2 separate regions of the Homo sapiens genome follow, and region 2 is linked to region 1. The links are chromatin loops, found by intact Hi-C in ENCODE. Cell type or tissue: mammary epithelial cell. All regions are shown on one strand. Each heading gives the region's core, and the rest is flanking DNA. Links, peaks and the distances in the headings are about the cores only.

Region 1 (9,744 bases), core at 776-8,775:
GGCCTCCCGTCCCTGCTCACAGCGCCCCCTGTCCCGTCAGCTTCAGGATCTGGCCCTGGCCCCTTGCTCAGCCGCAAAGCCTGTGCCCTCCGGCCTCCACTGCCTCTCCAGCTTCAGCCCCTCTGCCCAGGGCCACCCTCCCTCCCCTGCCCTCTGTGGAGAGACAGCTCAGTCTCACTCTGAGGAGCCTGTTGCCTCTTGGGAGGGCCCCTGCCCCACCGCTCTCCCAGCCCAAACCCTCTGGGCAGCTCTATCCTCCCCAAAGAGTCTCTCACTTTAGTGTGCCTAACAATTGCCTGGGAGGTTATGAAAATAAAGGTGCCTGGTCCCCTCCTCTGGGTGGTCCTGTTCATGAGCTCCACAGGGGTTCTTCTTTATTTTTTGGGACAGGGTGTCTGTCACCCAGGCTGGAGTGCGGTGGCATGACCTCAGCTCACTGCAGCCTGGATCTCCTGGGCTCAAGCGATCCTCCCGCCTTGGCCTCCCAAAGTGCTGGGATTACAGTTGTGAGTCACTGTGCCCAGCCTCCACAGGGGCTCTTATACACACCCAGTATGAGATCTGCCCCGTTTGTTGGAAAGTTTGCCTGTGAACCAGGTATGAGCTAATTGGGGCCCTCAAACAGAAGTATGCAGGGACCATATGTTAATTGATTTCTCAATAACAGCCTGTTTCTGTTTCCAGTGCCCATTTCCCTGGGGTAAAGGAACTTAATTGTGAATTTAGGGGATCCCCACCTTCACCTGCAGGCTCTCCAGTGCTATCGTGGCAAGATGGTGTTGGTGATGATGGTGCTTCCTCATTGGGGAAAAGCTGGGGCAAGGGCCACTGCCTCTCATTGCTCTGGCCTTGATGTAGCCAGGCTCACATCTCAGGGAGAGACGTAGGGAGGCAACACACGTCCCATGCAAGTCTGAGAACGGGTCAGCCTGTGGCAGCGCTGGAGGACCCCAGCAGAAGGAAGAGTCGTGAAGGGGTCCACGCATTTTATCTAAAGCTGAAGGCCTCTCCCCAGATCTGCTGTTCTCCAGACTCCTCACCTCCTGCTGCTGGGCCTGTTCTTCAAAATCCTAAAGTCATCTTCACTCCTTTCTACCCTGATTCTAAAGTAGTAAGGAACTTTGTTACTTGTTTATTTATTTATTGCCCAGGCTGAAGTGCAGTGGTGTGATCACAGCTCACTGCAGCCTCGACCTCCCAGGTTCAAAATATCCTCCCCACTCAGCCTCCTGAGTAGCTGGAACCACAGGTCCTGCCACCATGTCCAGCTAATATTTTTAATTTTTTGTAGAGACAAGGTTCTTCCTGTGTTCCCCAGGCTGGTCTTGAGGGAGCTCCAGTGATCCTTCTGCATCAGCCTCCCAAAGTATTGTGAAGATAGGCGTGAGCCACTGCACCTGGCCCTAGGAACTTTAGAAACCGTCTTGCCCAGTCCCTTCATTTTACAGGTGAAGAAACTGTGCCTCGGAAGAAGGGTGACTTGCCTTGGGTTTACAGACAAACACAGGGTTAGATTCCAGGTCCTCACAGGTGTCAAGTCTTGGCCTTTTAACCCAAAGACTTCCTTCTTTCTCCACATATTTATGTGTCCACCTCCATTCTATGGCCACCACCTGCCTGAGCTGTCCTTGCTCTTACATGGATGACAGTGATCAATGCAAAACTGTGACACTTTGCTCATGGCATCCCAGGAATGCCTTCTCCTTCCCATCCCTCATCTCCTGCTCATTCTTCAAGTGACTCAAATGCCACCTCTTCCAAGAAGCACATACTGGCCCGATGTGACCTCTGCCCTTCCAGCTTCATTCAGCACTTGGAATCCACACAGCTCATGCCATGGTGTTACCACAGATAGGCTGCGTCCTTATGTTATTAACTTTTCAGTACTGAGATTAGAAATTCCGAAGAGCAGGGCTTGCCTTACATATCTTGGTTTCCCCACAGGGCCTGGCATGGAGGACTGTGTGATGAAATTGCAGTCACTGATTATGTGGTGGCTGCTTCTCAGCCCCTTGCTATGTGCTCTAAGCCCCAGGTGCAGAACCAGTCATCAGGATGTGGACTTTCGTTCTCCAGTTGCTGGACCGAAGGTAGGATTCCATTCAGTGCCAGACTCTGGGGCCCTTTTGTGGATCACTCTGTTTTTGTTTACGAGCAGCTCCAGGCAGAGCGTTTACAGGCTGCCTCGGCTCCCTGGCCAACTGGCTGTGTGGAGGGGGCCATGGACCATGCCAAGCGTCAGGGTTCTGTGGAGTTTAAATGAAAAGATGCACATAAAGCCCGTAACTGAACAGTGCCTGGCCCACCATAAGTCCCACACACATATTGGCTATTTGTATTACTATTTAATTTAGAGTTAGAAGATTTGAGCCTGGGCGCGGTGGCTCACGCGTGTAATCCCAGCAATTTGGGAGGCCAAGGCTGGCAAATCGCATGAGCTCACGAGTTCGAGATCAGCCTGACCAACATGGTGAAACTCTGTCTCCACTAAAAATACAAAAATTAGCCAGGCGTGGTGGCGGGCGCCTGTAATCCCAGCTACTTGGGAGGCTGAGGCAGGAGAATTGCTTGAACCTGGGAGGCGGAGGTTGCAGTGAGCTGAGATTGCGCCACCGCACTCCAGCCTGGATAACAGAGTGAGACTCGGTCTCAAAAAGAAAAAAAAATCAAGTTAGAAGATTTGGCATAAAAATACTGTTTGTCAACACAAGTTTGGGTGACTGTGCTCTTATCCCTCAGAGGAAGCCATTTCGAAGGCCTCAGGAGGAAGCTATGCAACAGTCCCAATTGTTCTCAAGCAGAGGAGAGCAGCACTTTGGTTTACCCAAGTGCTGGCCCAGGAGGCCCTCAGCCGCTTTGCATCCTGCCAGGGACCTGTCATCACCAGTCAACTCTGTTCCCCGGCTCGTGGACCCAGATTACTGGGGATCTGAACACCAGGAGGGGCTGGCTGATTGCTGAGAACAGGTGGGTCCTGAAGGCCAGGCCAGAGCCTATTTGTGGGGAGGCAAAGTCAATTCCAGCCAAGATTCTGGAGAGAGTTAGAGAGGACATTTTTTTTTTTTTTTTTTTGAGACAGAGTCTTGCTCTGTTGCCAGGCTGGAGTGCAGTGGCATGATCTCAGCTCACTGCAACCTCCAACTCCCTGGTTCAAGCGATTCTCCTGCCTCAGCCTCCTGAGTAGCTGGGATTACAGCCACGCGCCACCACACCCAGCAAATTTTTGTATTTTTAGTACAGACGGGGTTTCACCATGTTGGCCAGGATGGTCTCGATTTCCTGACCTCATGATCCGCCCACCTTGGCCTCCCAAAGTGCTGGGATTACAGGCTTGAGCCACTGTGCCAGGCTAGAGAGCACATTTCTATCTCAGCCTCCATCTCCTGAGTGGGGGCTGGGGGGGCACAGATACCAGGCATAGTGAGGTGAACTTTGACTGAAAGCAAAATGACCAACCAAGACTTTGGGACTGAACCCTTCATAAGAACTCAGGTCTGAGCAAAGCGATCCTGTTGGGGCCAGCCAGGTGCCTCTTTCTATGAAGGTGCGGGGCTCAGAAGAGCTTGGGGCATGCTCAGAGGACGACAGCGGCTTCAGTGGCCTGGACAAAGGGCATCCCTCTCCAGGGAGTCTCTTGCAGAGCAGTGCAGCCCACACCTGCAGGGCAGCTGCAGCCTCCTTGGGCTCAGGGGAGGTGCCGCCCTCCTGCACCCCACCTCTCCAGGACCAGCTCCTCAGAGTTGAGGCATGTGAGCACAGGTTAGGGGTGGGGTGGGGCCACCTGGGTTAGGATCTGACCCTGGGTTTGTCACTGCCCCACCCTGGCCCAGAAGGCTGAGTTAAGGATGGGAAGGGCCTCCCTGCAGGTTCCTGCCATGCCGAGACTTCAGCACCTTTCTCCCCACGCCATCCTTGTCCACAGTGTTAGTCCTTTACGCCAGATTTTAAAAACAGGTAAAGCACACACAGGATCCACGACACGTCTCCTTCTTCCAGCCTCCCTCTCTCCTCCTCCAAGGCCACATCTGAACATCCTTATTAAAATACCCCATGCATATGGAAGCACAGGTGTCATTATTCACCTTTTTCTATCTTTTTTGGTCACAGAGACTCTGCTGAGAGGCTGATAAAAGCTCTGGGTTCTTAGTGCTTAGGAGTTAGAATCTGAAAAAAACAGGCTGGGCACGGTGGCTCATGCCTGTAATCCCAACACTTTGGGAAGATGAGGCTGGTGGATCACCTGAGGTCAGGAGTTTGAGACCAGCCTGGCCAACATGGCGAAACCTCATCTCTACTAAAAATACAAAAATTAGCCGGGTGTTGTGGCACACCACCTGTAGTCCCAGCTACTCAAGAGGCTAAGGTAGGAGAATCACTTGAACCTGGGAGGCGGAGGTTGCAGTGAGCAGAGATTGCACCACTGCACTCCAGCCTGGGCAACAGAGTGAGACTCCATCTCAAAAAAAAAAAAAAAAAAAAAAAGCTCTGGTTCTCTTCCTAAGATAGGTATACACAAAAAACATTTAGCATAGAGTTTCGGAGTTTCCACACTCGATGTGGCCCATCTTGCCCTACTCAGCAAGGGGTTCAGTTGTGGCTTACAGCAGTGAGGCTGATCTATACTCCATCCCCTCAAGGCCGTCCCTCAACACCCACGGGTGCCCTCTGCTGCAATCCTGACAGGAGCTTGGCAAAGCAGCTCTTCTAAGGCCCTGAAAAAACGGCTGAGGCAGGCTAGCCATTCAGTGCCTTTTTGAATAAAATGAAATCTAAACTCTTGACATGGCCAAGAAGGCCCTTCATGCCTGGCCAGGCGTGAGCCTCCTCCCTGGCCTCATCCCAACGCTATTACTGCTACTCTGGCCACACTGGCCTCTCTGTTCTTTATTGGACATGTCAATCCTGGGCCACCTCAGGGTCTTTGCCGAAGCTGTTCCCCATGCCTGGAAAAGCTCTTCCTCTCTAGTTGCACTGCTGGCTCCTGGCTGCTAGGGTGTCAGCACAGATACCTTCCTCCAAGAAGCAGCATTAGAAAGGGGCATGTGTCCCCACCCCCCAGCACCCTTTTTCTCTGTTGCACCATCTTAGTTTATTTTGCTCAGGGCACTTGCCACTTCTGAAATTACCTTTTTTTTTTTTCCTTAGTCAGTCACTGTTTGTCTTCACCGTTAGGGGGCGAGCTCCACGAAGTCAGTGGCCTTGCCTGTCATCTCCCAGAACAGGGCCTGGCGCACACACTATGCACTCAGTGAATATCTGTGGAATGAAAAAAGGATCATAGTGGAGGTGAGATAAGAATCTTGACTCAATTCTCTGTCCCACCAAGGCGGGTGCTGGCAACCCCTGGCCCCCATTCTAGGCAAAGTTCCTGCCTTTCCCTCATGTCTCTATTGCCGGCCGGCCTGCTCTTTTCCCAGATCTCTGGAGCCACTCCCTCCCAACCAGCATCTAACAAAAACTCTTTTGTGATTTTATGCCTGGGGTATTTCATCTGAGTCAATTGGCTTCTCCAGCCTTACCTCAGCTGAGTCCAAAGGTCTGATCAGTGTTTCCAGTGTAACAGCCAACTCTGTGGTCCCAGGGCTCAGAGCTCCACTCCAGGGGAACGAGGGAACTGACAGAGGACGGTCCAGCCTCTGCTCCCTGCGCTTTCGTTCCTGGGTCTTGTGGAAATAAAGGAAAACCAACTTTAAAAAAGCAAAGGCTGGCCGGGTGCGGTGGCTCATGCCTGTAATCCCAGCACTTTGGGAGGCCGAGGCAGGTGGATCAGGAGGTCAGGAGATCAAGACCATCCTGGCTAACATGGTGAAACCCTGTCTCTACTAAAAATACAAAAAAATTAGCTGGGCGTGGTGGTGGGCACCTGTAGTCCCAGCTACTCGGGAGGCTGAGAGGCAGGAGAATGGCGTGAACCCGGGAGGCGGAGCTTGCAGTGAGCCAAGATCGTGCCACTGCACTCCAGCCTGGGCGACAGAGCAAGGGTGTCAGCCATCTGCACTTGCATTTTGACGGAGCTTCGAAGGCAGGCAGAGGAGTGGGACACCTTTATAGCTGAGGAAAGTGAAGGCTTCAGGTGTGCCCTGATTGGAGGCTGTTGGTGTGGGGAAGCTGCCCGTGCATGGGCTAACTAGAAGCAGGGCATCCTGTGTGCTTGGTTAGGGGTGCATTTTTGGCTTTCCCTGGTTGGTCCTAAAGTGAGGACAAAATTAAGGAAACTGTCAGTTACTAATCAAATTCTGGCCATTTGGGGCTGATTGTTACAGACATTATTGGTTATTGTTTAGCTTCCTGGATTGTCACTAGAGATAGCAATCTGGCTTCTTGCAGGCCTGATTTAGAGCAGGAAGACCTCCCAGGTTAATTGTTGCAGATAATGAGTTAGTTTCCCCAGCAAGTGACCGCAGGCTGTGGGTGAGAGTTGTATTTTTTTTTTTCTTGAGATGGAGTTTTGCTCTTGTTGCCCAGGCTGGAGTGCAGTGGCGAGATCCCGGCTCACGGCAACCTCCGCCTCCCAGGTTCAAGCAATTCTCCTGCCTCAGCCTCCAGAGTAGCTGGGATTACAGGCTAATTTTATATTTTTAGTAGAGACGGGATTTCTCCATGTTGGTCAGGCTGGTCTCTAACTCCCGACCTCGGATGATCCGCCCACCTCGGCCTCCCAAAGTGCTGGGATTACAGGCATGAGCCACTGTGCCCAGCCTAGAGTTGTATTTTAATATATGGTCTGGCCATTGTTCATTTGTATAATCAGTTTCTTAGTGTACAGATCAGTCATTTGGGGATTCTTTCTCCCTTCCCTTAGATGTGTGAATGCCTTGGAATAGTGGAATCATTGAGTATTTCATTTCCTTTGTTCAAGAGCTCTCTACCAAAGGTATTCTCTGTGCAAAGATGGTGACAGATGTGGTAAAAAGAACAGGATGGGGCCAGGCCTGTCCCCAGAGGCTGCAGTGCAGTTAGGGAACTGAGGTGTGTTGTTCCTGAGAACTGCATATGCCACATGACTGGCTCAGAACAGGGGCTTCTGATGAGAGGAATTAGGAAGGCGTTATGGACAGTGTGGTTTCTGGAGTTCCGCTTTGAACCAAAAGCTGGATATCTATAGATGGAAATTGGGAAGGGAAGGGCGAGGGCACTCTTGGAAGGGAATACTCTGAGGAAGGGCGCGGGTGTTGCGGGCCTCCGTTTGGTCACTCGCTCTCTTCTGTGCTCAGTGCTTCGGCCCGTAGAGCCACTGGACACTGGAGACAGTGTGAAGGTGCCTGCTGGGTTGTGACGGCTTCAGTGCGGGGCAAGGCCTGGTGGGAAGAGCCTTTCTTATCAAGATGAGGAGCCTGAATTTGGGCCCTGGGCAGTAAAAATCGCAATAATAACCAGCACTTAGTGAGCACCGGCCTCAGAGAGTCCCTGCAAACCATGAGGCAGTTACTGTTATCATCTCCATTTTACAGATAAGGAAACTGAGGCAGTGATTAAGGAACCTGCATGGGACCACACAGTATCAGAGGGGAGAGAATGATCAGATGTTGTGCTTAGCAAAAAAATTGTCTGTAACTGTGCTCCCCCAGCTGCTGCCTCCCGATTCAAAGTCTTTGTTCTTAAATGTGCGTCCTATTAGTAAGTACCCAGCCGTTACTAAGTACCCAGCATGGCCTCAGCATTTGCATGTATTATCTAACTTAATCTTCACAGCCCTCTGAAATAAGGAACTGGGATTATCATTCCCATTTTACAGAAGAGAAAACTGAGGAGCTAAGTAGCTTCCCTGAGGTGGTGCAGTCCAGGCCCCTGCACATCTACCTCTGTGCCACACTGCCCCTTGTCAATAGGCAGGGATGTAACTGCCCATCAGTCAGGCCCTGATCCACAGCAGTGGATCCAAGAGCTGACCCAAGTTAGGGGCTCTTGTCTTTCTGGATCACCCTTTAAAGAATTTGATGTAAGCTACAGATACTCGCCCCAGAAAAATGCACACACACAGACACACCGCATTTTGCATACTTTAAGAAATTCACAGGCTGGGCGCGGTGGCTCACCCCTGTAATCCCAGCACTTTGGGAGGCTGAGGTGGGCGGATCATGAGGTCAGGAGATCGAGACCATCCTGGCCAACATGGGAAAACCCCGTCTCTACTAAAAATACAAAAAATTAGCCGGGCGTGGTGGCAGGCGCCTGTAGTCCCAGCTACTCGGGAGACTGAGGCAGGAGAATGGCGTGAACCCGGGAGGCGGAGCTTGCAGTGAGCCGAGATGGCGCCACTGCACTCCAGCCTGGGTGACAGAGCGAGACTCCACCTCAAAAAAAAAAAAAAATCACAGATCCCCACAAATCTTTCCATGGGCCCTGCTAGGCAAGCAGGCCATAGGGGAAGACGTTTGGGGTAAATGCTTCAGCCTTTTTGGCTCCAGTCTAGGGCCAAAGGGCAAGCCTTTGAGTTCTACAAGGTTTCATTTTGGGGACAAGGAAAACAAAATTCCACATCTATTTTCATTTACTTCATCTGAGAAAGGAACAAAAGGCAGCAGCCTGCCCACCAAGCCCCCATTTTGGGGCTGACCTAATTACCCAGCTTCTCTCCCACACTCAGATGGCTGAACGCTGCTGGAGGAAATCTTCTAATTCTGCTGGTTTCTGCCAATGCACACGTATGGTTTCTAATCCCAGCTGGGCCTTTAACACTACTTGGCAGCTCTTACTGTACCAGATAAACACTCACACCCCGTTCCCACAATGGTCATTCCAACCCTTCTTTAATGATTCATTAAGCTTTAAAGTTTCCATGTGATAGCAGAAGCCCAGCTGCACATATTTCAATTCACACCTTTCACGGATTTATCCTGCTTCTCCCTCCACCTGTGCTCTAGATCCTTTGATTTTTTTTTTTTTTTTTTTTTTTGCTATTTATTTAGTGGCTCCTGTGCCTGTCATTGGGCTAGGCTCTGGGATGCCTGTCATAGTCTCTGCTCTGGTGGAGCAAATAGCCCTGAGACAAAGACCATCATTCAATAAATATTAATAATTACAAGTGCCAGGCGCAGTGGCTCACGCCTGTAATCCCAGCACTTTGGGAGGCCGAAGCAGACGGATCAAGAGGTCAGGAGATTGAGACCATCCTGGCTAACATGGTGAAATCCCATCTGTACTAAAAATACGAAAGAAAATTAGCTGGGCGTGGTGGTGGGCACCTGTAGTCCCAGTTACTACTCGGGAGGCTGAGGCAGGAGAATGGCGTGAACCTGGGAGGCGGAGCTTGCAGTGAACCGAGATTGCACCACTGCACTCCAGCCTGGGCGACAGAGTGAGACTCCATCTCAAAAAAAAAAAAAAAATTAATAGTAATAATAATTACAAGTGTGATGAGGACCACTCAGGGACAGTGGGGAGTGTTACAGAATGTGTTGATCTGGGGGTTTCAGGAAGGTCTCCCTGAGGAATGACATTTAAAGCTGAGACTTCAGGGATGACATGTCGGCTAGGAATGCTTTGGCCTACACATAACAGAAAACCTGACTAACAGCAAAACCATAAGGATGTTGACTGTTTCCTCAAGAAGCCCAGAAGCAAAAAGTTCCAAAGTTTTTAAGAGGCTTCACAATATCAAGAAGCAGGAGTTGACATCTTTGCAATTTTCTTCACTTCTCTCTCAGTTATAAGATGTTGCCACAGAATCAACTGTGCCTTCCTTATATAACATCATCCCAATGCAAAAAAAAAGAGAAAGGGCTCTGGTTCCTCAACAGCTCT
Region 2 (8,872 bases), core at 873-8,872, 63 kb after region 1:
AATGACCTGCAGCATCCTAACCCCAGAACACATGGCGAGCCCAAATAAATAACAGAATAAATTACGCAAAAACTCCCAAATCATGATGTGCACCTGGTTTATGCTGCTCTTTCTCTGAAAAGTTCATTCTGAGAGAATCATTTTCTGTCACTACATTGCCCACCCTCCCCCATCTTTAATATTCTACTGGAGGAAAAAGCAACCCCATACTTCCTATAGTTAGTTCTATACTAACTTGGAAGAAAATATGAAACTTGCCAGAATTCTCTGGAAAACTAAACACATACTGTTTTACTCATCTAGCTGGAGATTATCAGTTGAGTATGCCTTGGGGTAAGACACTAAATTAAAAAAAAATTGTAGTAAAGCAACATTTACTTTTCAGTGTCCCTAGATATAAAGATATAAACACTCAAAGTACAGTGATTGTCTATTTCCCAAGTACTAGATGTAGAAATACAAACAAGTCTTTCAGTCCAGGGAGAAGGAAAGCACTTATCTTGCATGTAAAACAACTAAGGGCAGAAATGGTCTTTATTTCCTATTGGGAGCGAGAGGTGGGGGTAAGACTTGAGCCTTGAAATGGGATAGACACATGTGTATAATATAAAGGAAAATGCTACTGAATCTCCTCCTTTAAAATATCAAGAATAGGGGTGAATAACACGACTGAGGCAAGGGGAAAAGGAAGATAAAGACAAATATTTCTTTCTTTAATAGTTAACCTTTGTTGAAAACCACCAATAAATATCACTTACATTAGGGAGGCACCATGGTAAAATTAATGTCTACTTCTTATATTTAAAAATGCAGGGATAATATTTCTGTTGCACCTTTGTATCAATAGTCAACTGTAGTGACTGTCTTTCTGGCCACAGCAGAAGAAAAACTGAGGGAGATAAAGTCAAAAAGGAAAAGCAAGAGGCATGAGCTTGGTGCAAGACATGTGAAACTACCTTGAAAACATTTCCTATTCTCTTGTTTACAAAAAAACAGGCAGGTCACATCACACCATTAATGCTTCCTTTCCTTATTTTACATACTGTAGTCACTCCTTATTTTAACCTTGAGGCTGATTAAAAAAAGATTTTAGGAGAAGGGTAAAGAACTAAACTTCAACATGCCTTTAAAAACAAAACAAATAAACCTGACAGGTTCAAGGTCTCTCACATTTCCTCCCTTGCAACATCTCTTGGCTGTTAGCAGGACACAGATACACAGGGAAGGGAGCCGAGCTGGCTACAGCAGTTACTAAGCTGCCGAGAGAGGGGACGGGAATCCTTCCATTGACTACTCGATAAGCCAAGCCCAAAATAACATCCCAACATTGCACATGTGGTTATCTGTACTGATGGAAGTTTTATTTCAAATGTAATAATACTCTTCAATAGATGGGGTAAAATAAAGATTGTTTTCCTCCCCACTCCCCAACCCCCCAGCCAAATGAAATGGCTTTGGTTGTGTTTCTTTACTTTTTTTTTTTTTTTTTTTTTTTAATACAAACAACTTGGGGAAGGTAGATAAGTGCAATGGGAGGGAGGATTGAATTGAATAGTAAAACGTAAGCGTATGTGATTTCTTACTTTGGAAGAGAGGCCCTTTGTTATAATAAAAAAAAAATCGAGAAAGAGAAAACAAATAAAAACAACAACAATAAACCAAACTCCTACTTCCAATGTTCTCTAGACTGTTCAAAATGCCTTTCCCTTGGTTTCCATCAGTACCTGGGAGGGAAGAATGGGCGTTTTGGTGCAAAGAACGGAGGGCCCCTAGCAAAAGGTGGCCTGGGTCTCTTTAAACTGTGAAATGGGTCTCTGCTGAGAAAAGGTTCCCTAGGCCGAAAGTCTGGCCGGGGACTCCGTAAGATTATACCACTCCGGCTGATGGTGTCTCTGTGTGAGGGACCCAAGGGGGGGCCACTGCTGCTGTTGCTGCCTCCCCCACCTCCTCCTCCATGGGGTGGGCCCAGGTGTTCCAGAGAATGGGAGGGTAGGGTGAGGCTCTCTCGTACACGGCTAAGGCCAGGGCCGTTGAGGTCCCGTTGGGTGGGGCCCCCGTGGTCCCTGGGTCCTGGGAGTACCCCAAAATGCTCAGCCAGGGTCCCTTGAAGGAGGGAACTATGGTCCTTGGGAAATACTGCCACAGCCCCTGCCACTCCGTGCTCTGCCAGTGGTGGGGCTGGGAAGGGTACAACTCCAGAGTGGTCAACAGGGGGTGGAGGAGGGGGTGGAGTAGAAAAGGGGACACCACTCCCACCACTGCTGCTATGTTCCCCAGGAGGGGGAGGAGGAGGTGGGGTAGGGAAAGGAATTCCACTGTGCTCTCCAGGAGGAGGGGGTGGGGCAGCATGGGCCAGGGCTGCCTCCTTTGTGAAGGGGTTCGAAAGATCCACAGAGGGTAGATGAGTGGGTGCATCTCGAGAGAAGATACCACCATGATCCTTAGGAGGGACAGGTGGGGCAGATGATGGCCCCACTGGCTCTCTCTGGAAGGGTGTCCCATGTTCCAAGGGGGATGGGGGAAGATGATGCTCAAATGTTGAGTTGAAACTGTTGGAACGAAAGCTGCCGACACTCTCCTGAAATTGAGGTGCCCGTTCCTTGTATGGTGCTGTTTTAAAGCCAGTGAGGCCTCCGCTGCCCCCACCCCCAAGGGATGCCAACTCAGAGGCACTTGAAGGGCCATTGTCAAAAGAGCTACCTGATGTGCTCAGATCAAACCAACCCACCCTTGAAGCCTCACGCCCATGTCCTCTATTTCCCTTCCCAGGAACTCGGATGGACTCTACGGTCTGGATCGGCTCCCCTGACATCCTCCTATTGGATGCACTGTGATAACCCAAGGTTTCTATAGGGGCCCCCTTTTCTTCTGTGCTATCAGGCAAGTCTAAGCAGGAGGAGGAGACGCGGGTTTCTATGCGGTAGTGCTCTTCTTGTTGCTGCTGATCAGTGGCGGTCAAGCTGGGTTGGGTGAGGTTTGAGAGACTGACACCATCACTTGGAGTGCCCTTGCTGGGAGCCTGGCCAAAATGCTTATCATCTGAGGGCTTACGTGAGGCGTTTTTAAGCATATTCTTAAATTCAATCGTCGACGTGGTGGAAATGGTGGAGGCCAGGACTTTCTCCACGCCTGACGTGGGTGGGTGACCCGTGGGAGCGGCAAGGGTGTTCTGCGGAGAGAAAAGGGAACGATGTGGGACTGGGTGAGGAGAGTCTGGGTACTGCTTCTGTGGCAAACTGAGATGCCCAGTGGTAGATTGAGACAAGCTATTGTGGTTGGAGTCAGGGGTGAAAAATGAATCATTCTTACTCGGTGATGGTGACCGGTCAGACCCAGGTTCATTCCCTCTTACGCTGAAGGCACCAAATAGCCCAGGGGAAGATGAGAGACGGTCACAGTTCTCACTAGAGTCCAGGAGGGCCCTTACAGATGGAGGGAAGGCAGACTTTACCCCAAATTCTTGGGCTCTGTGGCTATAACTGGACAGAATTGGCTGGTACTCGGTGGTATCAGACAGCTTGCTTGATTTCAGGATAGATTTGGCTGGTTTCTTCTCTAGGTTCATCATGGCAGAGGGTGGAGGCCCTGAATACTCAAAATCTCGGTAATCCTCATCTTCTTGGAAAGAAGTATCTGGGTAGAACTTTTCCTGTGAAGAGTCCATCAGGGAAGATGGTCTCTCCATTCCATCAGAAGGCTGCTTATAGGGAGATTCACTGCCCAGACCAAAGGGTCGATATGTAGATACAGAATTGGAGAGCTCTCGGGGGTAGCTTTCATCTCTCCCAGGGGGTGGTGATCTTGTACTGCTGGGTGTTGAGGAACCAGGGCTAATGATCTTAGAAAGCAGGGACATAGTATCTACACTGCTGGATGTGGGCTTGTCCATCATCTCATCCTGGGTGGGTGTCCCACTCCGTTCATCCCGTACAGGGGTTCCATCAATGTTGTCGATTGAGGTGCTAGTAGGGCCACGCTGGAAGTCTGAGGGATGGCTCTCTGATGGGGCGCTGGACCCCAAACTGCTCAGGATTGGGATGTTTAAGTTTAAGCCACTGAAACCAGGATTACCTTTTAAGAAGTTGTGAATCTTCATTTCCAGGCTTGGGGAGGTGGACTCTGACTCCAGCTTTGGCTTGGAGACCTCTGAAGATTGGCAGATGGTAACTTCAGTAGGTGGGGCAGCAGGGCTAGTATTGTGGGTAGCTGTAAACCCCAAAGAGTTGGAAGGTAGTTTAAAAGTAGTGCTTGGGAGCCCTGGGCTTTGCCCAATTGAGGCCTTGCTGGCTGAAGTTGAAGAGACTTCAGAAGTTGATGAGTTAGGAGAATAGTTGAAGCTTTTGGGAATAAAAGGTTGGGCACTGGAGGGCAGATTTCTTCCCTTTATGGTAGAGACTGTGGTGTTGGCAGGGGAGGCTGAAGTGCTCTGTGAGGCAGCTTCACTGGCTGGAACTGGGTTCCCAGTAACACTCTGAAGTAAAGATGACAGGCCTGTAGAAACAAAGATTAGAGGGGTTAAAAAGAACAACTCCCTATCATACAATGCAAACAATGTAGGCTAATCAGATACTCTCATTCATTTTGGTGGGAACCAGATAGACAAAGTGTAAGGCCAAAAGGAATCCAGACCAAACAAGCAATGGCTAAATGTCACAGAAAATACAGGGCCTATTTTATCAATAAAGAGCAAATCACTGAAATGTTTCCAGTACAGTCCAGAAATCAGCCCAACATGGCACAATAAAAGGCAACAGGAAGGGGGAGATTTTAATGTCAGAATCATTCATAGTTTAAGTTAGGCAAAGCAGGAAAAGAAAGGAGGCAAAGTTATTCTTAAAACAACACTTTAAGCCAGTATTTCTTAATGTTTGATCTGTGGAAGTGTTTCTCTAAATGCAAACAGATCTGTTCTACCTTTCCTGTCCAACCTTCAAACCAACCTTCAACCTTCAAACTTATTATCTCTAATAAGTTAATATACATTGTTATTTTCAAGCGGGAGACAGGCAAATGCAAATTTCAGAAACTTATCTGAACAGCAAACACCTTTTTCAAGAAGCACCTCTTGGTAGACTGTTGTTACTTTTTGAAAAACAATGCTTTCAACCATCCGTTTTGGTTGTAAAATGTAGCTATAACAAACATACACCACAAAGACTTACAAAGACAGACCACCAGGGACACTGGTCCTTTCACAAGAAAACACACAATCCCCATTTTATAGTGTGGAAAATCCAAGGATTATTTAGTCCAGATTGACAATGATGGAATTTAACTGTGTTCACTGACAGTCAAAACTTTCTCAGAAGCACTGAGAAAGAATTCTTTGGGGCAAAGGCTGAAGTTCAACAAAGCAAACTGCTCCTGTAGAAAATTTTTTAGAAAAATATTTGACAAAAAGATAACAGAAGGTTCTATAAATTCAATCATATTTTTAAAAATTTACCCAATTTCTGGTCACAAATGAAGACTTTTGGCTGGGCACGGTGGCTCATGCCTGTAATCCTAGCATTTTGGGCAGCAGAGGCAGGAGGATGGCTTGAGGCCAGGAGTTTGAGACCAGCCTGGGAAACACAGAGAGACTCTGTCTCTAAAAAAAATTTAAAAATCAGCTGGGCATGATGGTGCATGCCTGTAGTCCTAGCTACTCAGGAGGCTGAGGCTGGAGAATCACTTGTGCCCAGTTCAAGGTTACAGTAAACTAACTATGACTCTGCCACTGCACACCAGCCTGGGTGGCAAAGTGAGTCTCTGTATTTAAAAATAAATTAATTAAAAAAATTTTTAATATACATTTCACCCAAATTTATAGCTTTTAGTCACTGAATACACTAACATTGTTCCTTAGTAATTATATGATTAAAGAAAATACTTCATGTGATATTTCAATTAACATTTCTTCAAAATTTCAATTTTAACCCATATTCTAACAGATTTGGCCTAAAGAATTTCAAGTCCCCTCCATCCTTGTAACATTTTAAAGCCATTTATTTCTAAATAATGTTGGATGGTCTTTATTGTTATCCAATATTCAGTAATATCCAAACAACTGAAATAATGTTTACTTTAGTTATGATCCTTCTGAAGAAAAAAAAAAATCGGCATGTTTCATTCCAAAAAAAGTTCCCTAGCCACATAATTCATCCCTACTAATAGTTTCCTTTTTTTTTTTCAAGAGACAGGCTCTTGCTCTGTCACCCAGGCTGGAGTGCAGTGGTGCGATCATAGCTCACTGTAACCTCAACCTCTTGGGCTCAAAAGATTTATCTGCCTTAGCTTCCTGAGTAGCTGGGACCACAGGTGTACATCACTATGCCCAGCTAACTTTTTTATTTTTAGTAGAGACAAGGTCTCACCATGTTGCGCAGGCTGATCTCAAAATCTTGGGCTCAAGTGATTGTCCCACTTCAGCCTCCCAAAGTGCTGAGATTACAGGCGTGAGCCACCATGCCCAGCCTGATTTAATTCTTAGTAATCACTGTTCTCACAAAACCCAGAAGTCCTCAAACACTAGAATGTGATATATAATAATGTAATATGATTTTTAGAAGATATTTCAGCATATTTTTCAGATATTTTGGGATAACTTCTTCAAAAGAACATCTTTTTAAGATAGATATACTACTCAGATTTCTGGTAATAGGTAAAATTGTCTCTCACCACTAAATATTACTGTTCTCCAATCTTTTTTTTTTTTAATTATTTTTAAAAATTCTTAAAAACAATAGAGATAGGGGTTTTGCTATATTGACCAGGCTGGTCTCAAACTCCTGGCCTCAAGTGATCCTCCCATCGTGGCCTCCCAAAGTGTTAGGATTACAGGCATGAGCCACTGCGCCCAGCCAAAAGTTTGCTCTTTAATCATAACAAGTCATACTCTGCTCCTTTGCCCACTGAAGTTTCTCTTTTTTTGAGACAGAGTTTTGCTCGTCGCCCAGGCTGGCTCACTGCAACCTCTGCCTTCCGGGTTCAAGCGATTCTCCTACCTCAGCCTCCCAAGTAGTTGGGGTTACAGCTGTGAGCCACCACGCCCAGCTAATTTTTTTGTATTTTTTTTTGGAAAGACAGGTTTACCCTGTTGGCCAGGCTGGTCTTGAACTCCTGACCTCAGGTGATCCACCCGTCCCCAAAGTGCTGGAATTACAGGTGTGACCCACCACACCGGGCCTGAAGTCTCTCTTTTGTGTTATAAATCTGTCAATACCTAGGGCTGTGGATGACACAATCAGAACAAAGTTCTGGGATTTCATTAACAGTCTTCGAGGAAATACATCTATTTAACTTGCTAGATACAATCCTTTTAAAAGTCAAAGAGAATTCCACATTCCATAAGGAACCTAGTTCTGTTCAAATTTTGCCTCATCAGAAATTTCACATCGGCCAGGCACGGTGGTTCACACCTGTAATCCCAGCACTTTGGGAGGTCGAGGCAGGTGGATCACGTGAGGTCAGGAGTTCGAGACCAGCCTGGCCAACATGGCGAAACCCCGTGTCTACTAAAAATACAAAAATTAGCCGGGCATGGTGGTGTGAGCCTGTAATACCAGCTACTCGAGAGGCTGAGGCAAGAGAATCACTTGAACCCGAGAGGCAGAGGTTGCAGTGAGCCGAGATCACACCACTGCACTCCAGCCTGGGCAACAGAGCAAGTCCCCGTCTCAAAAACAAACAAACAAATAAAAATAAAAAGGGAGAAAGCATAAACATGTCAAACTCTCAAATTGTCCCTGATATTAGTAGTACAACATGTGCTGCAGTCATCATCAATTCTTTATTGCTGATGCCAATAGATAGGGGCTGTGGATTATTACTTAATACTATTTAGTTCTGTGTAACAAAATTCTTCTGCACCTCCAGACAAAGTTCACTATAATATGCTTGAATGATCCACTTACATAACAGTTTAGGAAACTGTTTTACACCACTCCTTTGATAGAGAGCAGGGTTTCTCAACCTCAGCACTACTGACACTTTGGGCTAGATAATTCTTTATTGTTGGGGCTGTCTCACACATTGTAGGATATTTAGGAGCATCCTCCTGGCCTCTACTCACTAGAGGCAGTAGCACCCCTACCATTACCCCAGTTGAGACAACTAAAAAGGTCTCCAAATATTGCCAAGTGTCCTCCCTGGAGGCCTTTGGTTGAGACTACTGATATAGAGTAAATCACTACACTGAATATATTGCCCTGGTATTTGTAATTCATTTCATAATTATACTACGGTACTTAAAAAGGATTTCATTGGTATCTGGAGCATAAGAGAGTAGAGAGTAGGAAAGATTTATGAAAAAAGGTTAGAAACAGGCAGTGTCATGCACAAAACATAATTAGTAAAGCTGAACAGAAAGGGTCAAATGAGAGAGATTATAGGTAGGTGAAAACAAAAATACTACATCTAAGACTCTAATAAAATAATAAATAAAATAATAAATAATGAAGCCTCTATAAAACATTAGGACAAAAAAAGATATATTCATGTCTCAGAAATTTTTTTTTTTTTTTTTTTGAGGCAGGGTCTCATCACTTAGGTTGGAGTACAGTGGGGTGACCACAGCGTACTGCAGCCTTGAACTCCTGGGCTCAAGTGATCCTCCTGCCTTAGCCCCCTGAGTAGCTGGAACTACAGGCATGCACCACTATGCCCAGCTAATTTTTTTTTTTTTTTTTTTTTTGAGACAGAGTCTTGCTCTTTTGCCCAGGCTGGAGTGTAGTGGGGCAATCTTGGCTCACTGCAACCTCCACCTCCTGGGTTCACACCATTCTCCTGCCTCAGCCTTCCAAGTAGCCAAGACTACAGGTGCCCGCCACCACGCCCGGCTAATTTTTTGTATTTTTAGTAGAGTCGGGGTTTCACTGTGTTAGCCAGGATG

The links. Hi-C counts contacts between places; a loop is a spot of excess contacts. Peaks named below come from ENCODE experiments on the same cell type or tissue, not always from the same donor. Only the 100,000 strongest peaks of a DNase experiment are listed, where the experiment ranks them.
Region 2: a loop joins it to region 1, with 4 times the contacts of the local background. A loop is called at or near these places in 84 of 110 quality-filtered maps.

The regions. Positions count from the first base shown.
Region 1 is chr1:150,528,169-150,537,912 of GRCh38, reverse strand. FALEC (focally amplified lncRNA regulator of ECM1) reads right to left here. Exons shown (of 6, transcript NR_186305.1): 4 at 5,520-5,663; 5 at 5,127-5,256; 6 at 1,125-2,246. Among named protein-coding and RNA genes, the nearest start is that of ADAMTSL4, 16 kb to the left of the region's middle. RefSeq lists enhancers at 1,378-2,577, 4,193-5,183. In mammary epithelial cell, for the core only: a CTCF peak has its summit at 5,169; DNase peaks (open chromatin) are centred at 5,472 and 8,722; H3K27ac peaks cover 522 bases.
Region 2 is chr1:150,466,180-150,475,051 of GRCh38, reverse strand. It overlaps RPRD2 (regulation of nuclear pre-mRNA domain containing 2), which reads right to left. Exons shown (of 11, transcript NM_015203.5): 11 at 1-4,491. The coding sequence ends at 1,718. Among named protein-coding and RNA genes, the nearest start is that of TARS2, 17 kb to the left of the region's middle. RefSeq lists an enhancer at 2,056-2,568. In mammary epithelial cell, for the core only: no CTCF peak of the experiment used is centred there; no DNase peak of the experiment used is centred there; H3K27ac peaks cover 587 bases.